2 separate regions of the Homo sapiens genome follow, and region 2 is linked to region 1. The links are chromatin contacts, found by Hi-C or POLR2A ChIA-PET in ENCODE. All regions are on one chromosome and are shown on one strand. The core of a region is the stretch at or near the end of the contact, and the rest is flanking DNA. Distances in the headings are between cores, read along the strand shown.

The links. Hi-C counts contacts between places; a loop is a spot of excess contacts on that map. ChIA-PET counts read pairs that join two places held with the same protein, here RNA polymerase II (POLR2A). Pooled maps may share reads with other maps.
Region 2: a loop to region 1 is called in a map of natural killer cell, with 8 times the contacts of the local background. The contact joins the promoter of HSD17B12 here to the enhancer-like site in region 1. A Hi-C loop is called at or near these places in 8 of 168 maps with a recorded cell type or tissue (CD14-positive monocyte, CD4-positive, alpha-beta memory T cell, IMR-90 and 5 more), 19 of 37 single-sample maps with no recorded cell type and 18 of 50 pooled maps. POLR2A ChIA-PET finds 5 or more read pairs at or near these places in 2 of 52 experiments (activated naive CD4-positive, alpha-beta T cell and activated naive CD8-positive, alpha-beta T cell).

Annotation. Positions count from the first base shown.
Region 1 is chr11:43,865,597-43,872,061 of GRCh38, reverse strand. No RefSeq gene overlaps it. Among named protein-coding and RNA genes, the nearest start is that of ALKBH3, 12 kb to the left of the region's middle. Within about 2 kb of position 2,946, at least 6 of the 41 ENCODE cell types and tissues checked have a DNase peak (open chromatin) inside an H3K27ac peak, as active enhancers do; they include CD14-positive monocyte and natural killer cell, where a contact is called at or near this core.
Region 2 is chr11:43,678,114-43,684,578 of GRCh38, reverse strand. HSD17B12 (hydroxysteroid 17-beta dehydrogenase 12) reads right to left here and starts at 3,841. Exons shown (of 11, transcript NM_016142.3): 1 at 3,592-3,841. The coding sequence starts at 3,751. RefSeq lists enhancers at 3,087-3,146, 3,297-3,346, 3,421-3,986, 4,197-4,246.

The DNA of each region.
Region 1 (6,465 bases), core at 1,697-4,196:
GCTCTCCTAGCCCATCACTTACGTATTGCTTGCTCCTCCTAGTTTGTCCTCATCCAAGACTGCCTTCCTAAAGTAGATGTTGCTGGTTGCTTTGCTACTTTGAAGCCAGCATTTCTCAGCATGTGGTTGGAAGGGTAACTGCATGAGAATCACTAGGGGATGCTGTAAAAATGCACATTCTGGGAGCCCATCAGGATTCTCAGTTAGTAGGTCTGGGGCAGGGCCCAGCAATGTGCATTTTTTTTTTTTTTTTTGAAACATAGTCTCGCTTCGTCGCCCAGGCTGGAGTGCAGTGGCATGGTCTTGGCTCACTGCAACCTCCGCCTCCTGGGTTCAAGCAATTCTCCTGCCTCAGCCTCCTGGCTGCCACACCTGGCTAATTTTTTGTACTTTAGTAGAGACAGGGTTTCACTGTGTCTTGAACTCCTGACCTCAGGTGATCTGCCCGCCTCAGCCTCCCAAAATGTTAGGATTACAGGCGTGAGCCACCCGCACCTGGCAGTAATTTGCATTTTTAACAATGCTCTGTTCCATTTTGCAGGTACCTGCACCATATTCTGTATCCTTTCCCTATGTCTGTTTTCCAGAGGTGATCACTTCCCACTCAACAGTTATCTCATACCCTGGATGGCAAAGCTGATAGATGCTTTAAGTGCTGGTAGCTCTTAACAGTGATTCTGAGTGAGCTACACCCTGTAGCCTATTTTCAGTTGCCGATTTTCACACCACTCTCTTGCCAAGCGTTCCCTGTTTCAATCATGTGCAGCTTGTGGAGTGCCTGCTGCTGTATTCCTGAGAAAATCCAACCCAAGGAAAATAATGGCACATCATGCTAATAGCTCTCAGTGAAGGTGTTGCATAGAGAAATTCCCAGCCTATGTCTCACTGCCAAAGGTTTAGCAGCTCCCAGCTTGAGCAAGGAGGGTGGGAAGGGAATCTGCCAACCCTGCAGCATGTTTGCTATGAGGCTTTCAGCTCTCTGCCAACTTTCAACAACATTGAAGGGTAGAGGACATTTCCCCAGACTCCAGACAGGAACACCTTCTGTTCAATGCCCAGCACGATTGTAGATGCTGCAGGAGGTAAAATCTCCATCCAGTGAACCACAGGGTAAACTGTGTGAGATACAATTAAAAAACAGTGTAATTGGATGTGAAATTATGGAGGGCAGACAAAAATTTGGGGAACAAGAGATCACTAGAGGTTATAGTCATTAGCAAAGTCACTATGGAGTATAGGGAATTATGTCAAGGTTTTAAATTATGTAGCATTCAGACAGCTTGAAGATATTCTGATAGTTACATTATCCCTAAAAGGAGTAGGCAACATTTACACATTCTTATTTCTAAATAATAGCAAATAATAACATTAGTTAACATTTCATGAGCACTTCTTACATGCCAAGTGCTGTTCCAATCACTTACATGCCTACACTGATCTAATTTTTTTTTTTTTTTTTTTTTTTTTTTTTTTTTTTTTGAGACGGAGTCTCGCTCTGTCGCCCAGGCCGGACTGCGGACTGCAGTGGCGCAATCTCGGCTCACTGCAAGCTCCGCTTCCCGGGTTCACGCCATTCTCCTGCCTCAGCCTCCCGAGTAGCTGGGACTACAGGCGCCCGCCACCGCGCCCGGCTAATTTTTTGTATTTTTAGTAGAGACGGGGTTTCACCTTGTTAGCCAGGATGGTCTCGATCTCCTGACCTCATGATCCACTCGCCTCGGCCTCCCAAAGTGCTGGGATTACAGGCGTGAGCCACCGCGCCCGGCCCACTGATCTAATTTTAAGAACCCAGTTACACAGGCATTATTATTATTAGACCCATTTTACAAAGAAGACTGAACCACAATGCCACATGATGCCACCGTGCCACCTCTCTGCAAATACATGCCAGAATGAAAGCCAAATTAGGAAAGATAGGACTGTTCCTAAAATGACATGAACCATTTCTTGGGACCTCATTGCTGGTGTCTTTCAGTGACTTCAAAAAAGAAGAGTTGGTAGCAGTGTAATCCAGCAGCCCCTGAGTTATTAAGCATTCTTGATGGTTTTATCTAGATGGCTTAGCAGATTCCTCTGTAGAGCTACTGAGTCCTCAGAACCATGGGAATGGCATCATTTTGAGTCTATGAACTATGATGTCAAACGAGACTTGGTTCAGATCTCAGCTTCACTACTCCATTGGTGGGTAACTTCAAACAAGTTACTTAGTTCTCCTCATCTGTTGGACTCTATGAAGATTCACCCATACATTCATTCATTCATTTAATCTGCAAATACTGAGTACTGACTGCAGCTAGCAGTGTGCCGGATACTAGGGACAAAGCAGTGTTCAAGACAGACTTGATTCCTGCCCTCATGGAGGTAATAGTCTAGCAGAGGAGATAGACATTTTTAAAATAAGCAAATATTACAGTTGCCATATTTCCTATGAGGCTGTATCATGGGGGACCTAACCTAGTGGAGTAATATCCCCAGTGTGTGCTGAGTCCTAGGCTGGCTGGGAGTTTTACTGATATAGGTCAGGCTCAGCTGGGAGGTCAGCAGCTAAGGGCTGGCTGGTCTAGACTAGCCTTGACTCCATGTGGTCCCTCAGCTTTGAACAAGCTCACCAGGCATGTTCTAATAGCAGTGGCAGAGAGAGAGAAGGGGGTAGAGGAGGGGGTCCTGAATGCAAGCACACAAGGACTTTTGAAGCCCAGGTGTGGAAATTGTATGAAATCACTTCCACTTCATTTATTGGCCAAAGCAAGCCAGCTCAGGTTCAAGGAGTGGGGAAATTGACTTTATCTCTTGCTTGCAGTTGTTGCAACATCACATCGCAGAGGGCACAAATACTGGGAAGAGCAGAGTAGAGTAGAGAGAGTCATTTTTGCAATCAATCTACCACAGTCAGTGAGAAACTGAAAGTGGGTTCTGTGGGAGTAGAGAGTGAGGAAATGAGTCATGAGATGGGGTAAAAAGAAGCCACATCATGAAGGTGTTAAGAGGCACTAAACAGTAAAAGTTAATTTAATTGCTTCTCGGCCTTTTGACTGAGACCAAGTGTAGTAAACGTTAATTCACATAGGGCAGGAAGCATACGGTAAACATTAAACACTCACTCTCCCCGCTCCCCCTTATTTTCCATCTCATAGAATGATGTCACTTGGACATCATTGTCAAGTTCATTTGTTTTAGGTGTGTACCTTAGGCAGGGATTGTTCTTTCCAGTGCTCAGGATGCTTGTCAGCAAATATTCAATAAAAGCTTCTTACCGAATAAATAACAGAGTACCTGAAATTATTAAGTTAATGACTAGTAGACCATTGCCTCCTGTGTCTTAGGAGTAAATTATCCACTTTCTTGAAGCAAATTCATTATGTTGAGAAGCATGAAAACGAAATTGATGTGCCTAGGTTGTCTTTTGCACTGAAAGAACCAACGACAGCATGGCTGTGAAATACAATATTCATCTGAGTTTCCATTTACAGCTTTTCCATAGGCTGTGTGGTGCTTGGCAGTAATGACCATTGGTTTGTCCAATTTTTTTTTCTTTGAGACGGAGTTTTGCTCTTGTTGCCCAGGCTGGAGTGCAATGGTGCGATCTTGGCTCACCACACCCTCCATCTCCCAGGTTCAAGCAGTTCTCCTGCCTCAGCCTCCTGAGTAACTGGAATTACAGGCATGTGCCACCACGCCTGCCTGGCTAATTTTTTTGTATTTTTAGTAGAGATGGGGTTTCACCATGTTGGCCAGGATGGTCTCGAACTCATGACCTCATGATCTGCCTGCCTTGGCCTCCCAAAATGCTGGGATTACAATCGTGAGCCACCGCGCCCAGACTGGTTTGTCCAATTGGTAAATGCAGCCAACATCTGCACTAAGCGGGGGTGCGTGAATAAGAAACACAGTAAGCCCAAATTATTCCCATACACTCTGGATAAACTGAACATTTTAAAAAGTGGCCTTGTAGCTTTCAGAAGATTTCTAGTACCATTAGCTGGGCAGAAACCACATTTATAAGATGTGAGTCTGAAAAAATTCTTCCAGATCTTGTACCATTGTCTTCCCAGGGACAGAACCATGGCTTTGCAATGATGAACTAGTCGGTAATACATTAGATTAAAAGGTAGGAGAATCTGAGCTGATGTATTGAAGCACACAGAGCTTCTACTTCTAGAAATGAAGTAAGTTGGAGATCTTGAAGGTTGTCTTCTACAAAACACCTCCAGATGAAAGATAAAATACCCCTTTAAATGAATTAGCCTGTGCAAAAGATATTTCTTCTGATATCAGGACAATGTAGGAACATGAGCCCAGAGAGATGAATAAGCTGGGACATGTACTGCTCCTCGGTGGCCTAATTGCTTGGATATTCCTGGGTATAGACGGAAGTAAATGGATTGGGACAGAACAGGAGACAAAGCCCATGAAGGGGAATCATAGCAGAGACCTTCTACATAAATCTGGGACCCAGGAAGGGCTACACGTGCAAAGGATGAACCGAGGCAAAATTAAACAAACAGAAAACAAAACAAAGGAAAAGAAAAAGAAAGAAAAAACCCAGAGGCAAACAGAAAAAAACAAAACAAAACAAAAAACCCTTTTCTCTCTTGGGCTTAACTCACAGTGAGGGGAAAAAGTCTCCCCCAGGAATTCATGGTGACCCACATCTTTATGTAGGTGTAGGGACTGAACTAACTCCATTTGCCCAATGCTCTTCCCCATCCACCAAAATATAAATAAATAAATAAACAAATATCCAACACACAACAAAAACCCAACAACTGTATAAGCTGAGAATTTTAATTTAAAGAAGACCAAAATTGGTAGTGTCCCCATGTCTGATGGAAACAAACACAAATTCTCCCATGAAGAATTTACATTTAGGGCCTTGAATAATTTGCATATAGTTTTAATGAGCATAAAGTCACACACATACATAAACATCATGAAAAATATAGGGGAATAAAGCACCATTAGCAAGAGTCAGCAGAAACAATAGAAATATTTATAAAGATTATTAGATTACTGGAACTATCAGATACAGAATATAAAGCTGTTTGATATGTTTACATAAATAAATGAAAAAAATTTTAAACATAATTATAATTCATAACCACCAAATGACAATGCATTTTTGAAAAACAACAAAATATAATAATTAAAATTGAAAACTTAATGGAGCTTTTGCTTTTTGGACATAGCAATAGCAAGCCATTACTCCACCATAACTTAGGAAGTAAGCACATTGTATATATTTTTTTCTTTGAAGACACTGGAGACCGATGTAAGCAATGACTTAGCTTAACTAAAATTCTTAAGAAGGAAAAACATTTCCTGAGTGAGCTGGCCTTATTCTCTGAGGTCATTTCTCAAACATGAGAGCTGAGGACTGGGCCCTGCTAAAGGTACTGGCATCTCTACTAGAGGAAAGAGAATCCAACAGACATTTTGACAGCCATTGGGATGGCATGACGGATTGGAATCTAGAAAAACCCCCAAATGCATGGCCAGTTTGCCCTATGGGGCATTTGCTGAGTACTAGGGCAGCATGGAAGGGTGGAAGGTGGGGCTAGGAAGGCGAGAAAGACAAGGTTAAACCTTTCATAGTCTTTTTTTTTTTTTTTTTTTTTTGAGACAGGGTCTCACTCTGTCACCCAGGCTGGAGTGCTGTGGTGCAATCACAACTCACTGCAGTCTCGACCTCCTGGGATTAAGTGATCCTCCAGGCTCAGCTTCCTGAGTAGCTGGGATCACAGGCATGCACCACTACGCCTGGTTAATTTTTGTATTTTTACAAGAGACAGGGTTTCACCATATTGCCCAGGCTGGCCTCTAACTTCTGGGCTCAATCGGTTGGTCCACCTCAGCCTCCCAAAGTGCTGGGGTTACAGGTGTGAGCCACAGAGTCTGGCCCCTTTCATAGTCTTGATATGCTTGGAAACAAAATTCTGAGAAAGACAAGTCCACAATAAACATATGGCAGGCCTCATTCTGTAGACATTTGAAACTACAGGGCACTGAATCTAATCAAGGTGGCTTCCTAGCCCTAGCCCAGTTCAATTCCTAATAAAGTGATGAGTTCTCACCCTACTCAGCAGGGAAAGGACAAACTCTCTATGGAGGAAAATATGACCAACTTCAGTCTTTATGGTTCTTTAAAAATAGAATGTCTGCTGTACACTTAAAAAAAATTATGGAACATGCAAGGAAGCAGAAAAATGTAACTGACGAAGAGAAAAAAAAAAAACACAGAAGCAGACCCCACAGATTATTCAAATGTAAAAGTAATCAGACAAGGATTTTAAAACAACTATCATGAAAATTTATGAAAGTAGAGGAAAAGAACAAAATGTGTGAAAAGGGAGAATTTTAATAGAGAATTGGAATTTACTCATCTGTTTTTGAGATGGAGTCTTGCTCTGTTGCCCAGGCTGGAGAGCAGTGGTGCCATCTCAGCTCACTGCAACTTCCGCCTCCTGG
Region 2 (6,465 bases), core at 2,592-5,091, 190 kb after region 1:
TGTTTAAAGTTATAAAATATCTTGACATTGGAAGTCTACTTACCTTGCCTTTGCATCTATCATCTCCACTTTATTTCAATAGCAATCATTTTAGATGAACTCCAGCAATGGAAACTACTCAAATACTTGCAAAATGTATTTATGGTCAAACCACATTCTACAGATCACATTTTTTATTGCTCTATAGCAGTGACTGTTCTTTCCTTTATTTAATACAAACTGACCACCTTTGTTATCAATCTTTTTTTGATTACTTGCTACACTGACCTTCAAACACCTGAAACTCCACATTCACAGGATCTCCTTTTGTTCTCCTAAGAAATACAGGAAGTATTCGGGTAACAATGACAAAGAAGTCTTACTTACTAAATTGGCTAAACCCACCTTCTAGGGGTATAGGGAACACAGGGGATTCACCTGAGTGGGAATGTTACTGGTGAGAACTAGGAGAAAGAGATGGCCCAGCTCTTGACCAGGAGATGGAGATAAATTAGAGTGTGGGCCAGCCAAGTAATGGACAGTCTTGAAAGCCTAACAACACTAAGGAAACTGTTATCTAGAATATTTTACTGATTGTGAAGCATACCTGTATTTCAAGTTTTTCAAAGTTTTTGTTCTTAAATTTAGAAGAGCCAATTTGTGAGAAAAGACAAAAAGTGAGAATCCACGCTTTCTGCCCCTCAGATCCTAAAATCTGAGGCAGACAGATTAAACATACTCACATGAAGATACTCACATGAAGAGACTAAGAATAACAAGAATAAAAATATAGTATCAATTCAACATATACTAATAAAATACTTAAAATATATAATTGGTTTTAAAGAGGAAAATATTAAATATTAGTACTAGAAAGTAGATTCAAAGGCTGCATAAGAACAGAGACTCTTGAGATTAAGATAGTAATTTCGTAGGGAAAAAACTTACTAGTACTATTTACATACAACAATTCTAAAATCATAACTTTGGTGGAACAATATTTTTAATCACAACTCTAATTATTCAAGTGTCATCTCTGCTAGTTTGTTTTTCAAATTATTTCAGTTCACCCCTCCAACTCATGTGAAGAACCTGTTTAAGATGAGCTGCTCTTAATTTTGTTTTTGAAGAGTCCCAGAATTTGAAGATAAAGGGAGTATTTTCTTTTAAGATCACTTCTTCTGCTTAAGCATTTAAAAAAAAAAAATCCAAAACCCAGGGTAAATTGAACCTGTCAGCATTTCACTTCAATTATGATACTATGATCCTCTGCTGTTCCAGTGTTCCAGTTCAAATTTCATATCTAAATCTTACACAAATACTTCCCTTAATTTATCAATTATCCTTCCTCTGGGGCCAAATCTTTTCAACACAAATGTTACTTATGGTGTTACATCACTTGCCTTTTACTGTACACTCATATGTAGATGACTTGGACTTATCATTTGAATAATCAACCAATATGGTCAATTTTAAAGAGAAAAAAAAAAAAAAACAAAAAAAAACACATCCAGGCATGGTGGCTCACACATGTAATCCCAGCACTTTGGGAGGCTGAAGCAGGAGGATTGCTTGATCTCAGGTCTTCCAGACCAGCCTCTGAAACAGAGTGAGGCCTTGTCTCTACAAAAAACAAAAAAAATGAGCTGGTGTGGTGATGCACACCTGTAGTCCCAGCTACTCAGGAGGCTCACATGGGAGGATCACTTGAACCCAAGAGTTCGAGGCTGCAGTTGGCTATGATCACACCACCACACCACTGCCCTCCAGCCTGGGTGACAAAGTGAGACCCTGTCTCAAAAAAAAAAAGAAAAGAAAAGAAAACAACAAGTTATTAACATTAGTCTTTGCTTACCAATTACAAATTTTATCTTGATACAATTCCCTAATTTTTATCTTGTATAAAAATCTTGTAGTCTTTTGTAGTCAAAAGTCTTCAAACAGGTTTTCCAAAACTAACAATGAAGAATGTGGGCAAGTCAATTGGGAAATCATAATCTTAATTATAACCAAGTTGAATACTTCACTTTCTGTTTTTTTTTTTTTTTTTTTTTTGAGATGAGTCTCGCTCTGTCACCCAGGCTGGATGGAGTGCAGTGGCATGATCTCGGCTCACTGCAAACTCCGCCTCCTGGGTTCAAGCGATTCTCTTGCCTCAGCCTCTGGGACTACAGGGGCGCGCCACCACGCCCAGCTAATTTTTGTATTTTTAGTACAGACGGGGTTTCACCGTGTTGGTCAGGCTGGTCTCAAACTCCTGACCTTGTGATCCACTCGCCTCGGCCTCCCAAAATGCTGGGATTACAGGCGTGAGCCATCACACCCAGCTGAACATTTCACTTCCTTTTTCAGAGAAACAGGTGACTGTGAAACAGAATTATAATGTTGCTCCACATCGTCCAAAGATTTCACATACATATCCACTGCTAAGATGTTTTCTCTTAATGTTAACATAAACCCAAAAGGTTAACATATGTCTTTCCTACTAGGTTGTTTAAATGTTTCTAAATAAACAAAGAACATGGAGTAACATTATTAGTGTATCTTACCTGAGCCCAGTCTGCAGGCAATGCCTAACCACCCCAAAATTCAATAAAATGCTTAGGAAGTGCACATTCGATTATAAAACATCAAAATAAATAATCATCTCAGGGTAGGACCACAAGCATATCATAAGTAATCACTCGGTTTAAAGGGAAAAAAGGCCAAGAGACGAAAAATAAAGCAAAGAAGGAAACAAAATAGGTTGAAAAAGAAAAAAAAAAGGGGGGGGGGAGCAAAACTTCCCTGCAGATAATTTTCCCTATTTCCTCAACCTGACCTTCGTCCTCCATTTTAAAAATCCTCCGACTACAAGTTCCATGTGTTTGGTTCACTCTTTACGGGTATACTTTTTCCTACAAACGTCCTTGTGAAAAAAAAAAAAAAATCTGATTTTAACATGATGAGTTATCATTTTACAGAAGCAATAGTTCTTGCTACTCGTTAGGACTCCAGAACAGTTTAGCGAGAATTCCTTTTAAAGGGGCTTTGTAATTGTATGAAATAGGCCAAATCCAGATACGATTACTATCTTAATCGTAACTGGGGAGGTACGATTCCGCAGTGCAAAAAGCCTTCTGAAATTGTGTCCCTACACCCCTTTCCATCCTCTGCCCAAACATGTTAACAGAATGCTCTGCATCCTTAGCACAGGGCCAATATTCAAACCGAGCGAAAAACTTTATTTTAAAAACACTTACAAGGGGCGAACCAAGGAGGACAGCGTGTGACTGAGGAGGCAGCAGGGCGACTGACTGGCTCCATGAACACGGAATGGCTTAAAGGGCACAAGCCCCAGAGACTTAAGGCAGTTTTCTCCTACACCCTAAGCTGAGCTTAGATTCCCAGGATTGAGCGAGCAGTGTATTTCGTACCTTAAAACTCTGCAAGTAGTCTAAGCAAGCAGAAGACAGCCAAGGGAGCCAGGAGGGGCCCGCGGGGCACAGGAGCCTGAGAAAGAGGAGAGCTGGGGAGGGGAAGGCCAGGAGCAGACCCCAGAACTAGTCATCACGGCCCAGGCCTGGTCCGGGCCGCCGCGGGAGCGAGGACGCGGCGCTGCATCCGACTCACCTGCCCATTCTCCGAGCCCCGGGCCGACCCCCGCCTCATTCCCCACTCCCCAGACCCGGAGGGCCGTGAAGAGCGAGTACGAAATACGCAGGGCTAGGTAGGCCACGGTGCCCGCGCCGACCCAGTACAGGAAGCCGGCGGCGGGGAGAGCGCTCTCCATGGCTTTCCACTAGGCCTCACTACCTTCGTGAATGAAAAGAGCGAGTGAATGAATCCAGGAGGAGGCGCCGGCCGTGACGGTGAGGATGACACTAATAGGCGCTGCTCCGACACCACTTTGGGCCTAAACCCCGCCCGCGGGGCCATATCCGTGTCGCTATTGGTGACCCGTCTTTCCCTCTGCGCGTAGTGCGTCAGCCATTAGCTGACTCCAGTTCCACTGCCCCTCCCACACTCCTCCCATCACCGCGTCCCCCGGGGTTCCGCCAGTGAGCGCCCTGTCTCACCCCACCGAGGCGCCCCGGTCTCTCATTGGCTGCAGCCGTACTCGCGACTGCGGAAGACTGCGCTCGGATTGGCCGGTCAGACCCAGGCTGGTTTGAGCTCAGGTTCGAAGAGGAAATGGGATCAGAGAAGCCGCTAGTGAATGGAAAGATTATAGTAAGAAGTGGGCGTAGGCAGGGCGCGGTGGCTAACACCTGTAATCCCAGCACTTTGGGAGGCCGAGGCGGGCGAATCGCTTGAGCTTAGGAGTCCGAGACCAGCCTGGCCAACATCCGAACCCCGTCTCTACTAAAAATACAAAAATTAGCCGGGCGTGGTGGCGTGCGCCTGTAATCTCAGCTACTCGGGAGGCTGAGGCAGGAGAATCACGAACCCGGGAGGCAGAGGTTGCAGTGAGCCGAGATCGCGCCACTGCATTCCAGCCTGAGCGACGGAGTGAGACTCCATCCCAAAACAAAAACAAAAAAAAAAAGAAAAGAAATAGGTGTGGAGCCACAGTTTTATTTTCAACTCTTTATTAAATAAATATATATTTTACATATATGATATAATTATATAATAAATATATCATTGTTAAGCGTGCTGTCATTGTTGCCATAAACTTTTCCAGATAAAGGCTTGCAGTCTTCTGTGTCTGTGCCTTCCTCGCTGCAGGCATTCGCCCGGGTTACACTCACTCATAGAGAGCCCTTAAATGCCAGACCTCCCTCCCAGCTGAGCACTAAACATCACTTAGTTCCCAACGATTTGGGGTTCAAGGCAAATAACCTGATGGAGTCTAATAACTGTTAGACGATGGCATCAGAGCTGTATGGTGAATGAAAAATATAGGAACACAGCTTGCTGAACAATTAGTTTTGGAAGGAGACTATATCTTTTAATTTGTCTTCAAAGGGGGATAGAAAATTTTACTTTCTTTTTTAAATTTCCCTTTTTTGGTTGGGGAGTGGGGGAGTGGTATTTCCAGGGGGCACAGAAGTGTGAAGTCCAGATAGAGGCATGGGAACTACGTTAGCAAAGTTGCAGAGGAGAAAGATCACAAGGTAAGTTTAAAAAATTGTGTAAAACTTAAGGAGATTTTGGGCTGAGACGATGGGGTTTTCTAAATATACAATTATGTCATCTGCAAACAGGGACAATTTGACTGCCTCTTTTCCTAACTGAATACTCTTTATTTCTTTCTCCTGCCTGATTGCCCTGGCCAGAACTTCCAACACTATGTTGAATAGGAGTGGTGAGAGAGGGCATCCCTGTCTTGTAACTCAATGTGCAAAAATCACAGGCATTCTTATACACCAATAACAGACAAACAGAGAGCCAAATCATGACTGAACTCCCCTTCACAATTGCTTCAAAGAAAATAAAATACCTAGGAATCCAACTTACAAGGGATGTGAAGGACCTCTTCAAGGAGAACTACAAACCACTGCTCAACGAAATAAAAGAGGACACAAACAAATGGAAGAACGTTCCATGCTCATGGATAGGAAGAATCAATATCGTGAAAATGGCCATACTGCCCAAGGTAATGTATAGATTCAATGCCATCCCCATCAAGCTACCAATGACTTTCTTCACAGAATTGGAAACAACTACTTTAAAGTTCATATGGAACCAAAAAAGAGCCCGCATTGCCAAGTCAATCCTAAGCCAAAAGAACAAAGCTGGAGGCATCACACTACCTGACTTCAAACTATACTACAAGGCTACAGTAATCAAAACAGCATGGTACTGGCACCAAAACAGAGATATAAACCAATGGAACAGAACAGAGCCCTCAGAAATAACACCACACATCTACAACTATCTGATCTTTGATGAACCTGGCAAAAACAAGAAATGGGGAAAGGATTTCCTATTTAATAAATGGTGCTGGGAAAACTGGCTAGCCATATGTAGGAAGCTGAAACTGGATCCCTTCCTTACACCTTATACAAAAATTAATTCAAGATGGATTAAAGACTTACATGTTAGACCTAAAACTATAAAAAACCCTAGAAGAAAACCTAGGCAATACCATTCAGGACATAGGCATGGGCAAGGACTTCATGTCTAAAGCACCAAAAGCAATGGCAACAAAAGCCAAAATTGACAAATGGGATCTAATTAAACTAAAGAGCTTCTGCACAGCAAAAGAAACTACCATCAGAGTGAACAGGCAACCTACAGAATGGGAGAAAATTTTTGCAATCTACTCATCTTACAAAGGGCTAATATCCAGAATCTACAAAGAACTCAAACAAATTTACAAGAAAAAAACAAACAACCCCATCAACAAGTGGGCAAAAGATATGAACAGATACTTCTCAAAAGAAGACATTTATGCAGGCAACAGACACATGAAAAAATGCTCATCATCACTGGCCATCAGAGAAACGCAAATCAAAACCACAATGAGATACCATCTCATACCAGTTAGAATGGCAATCA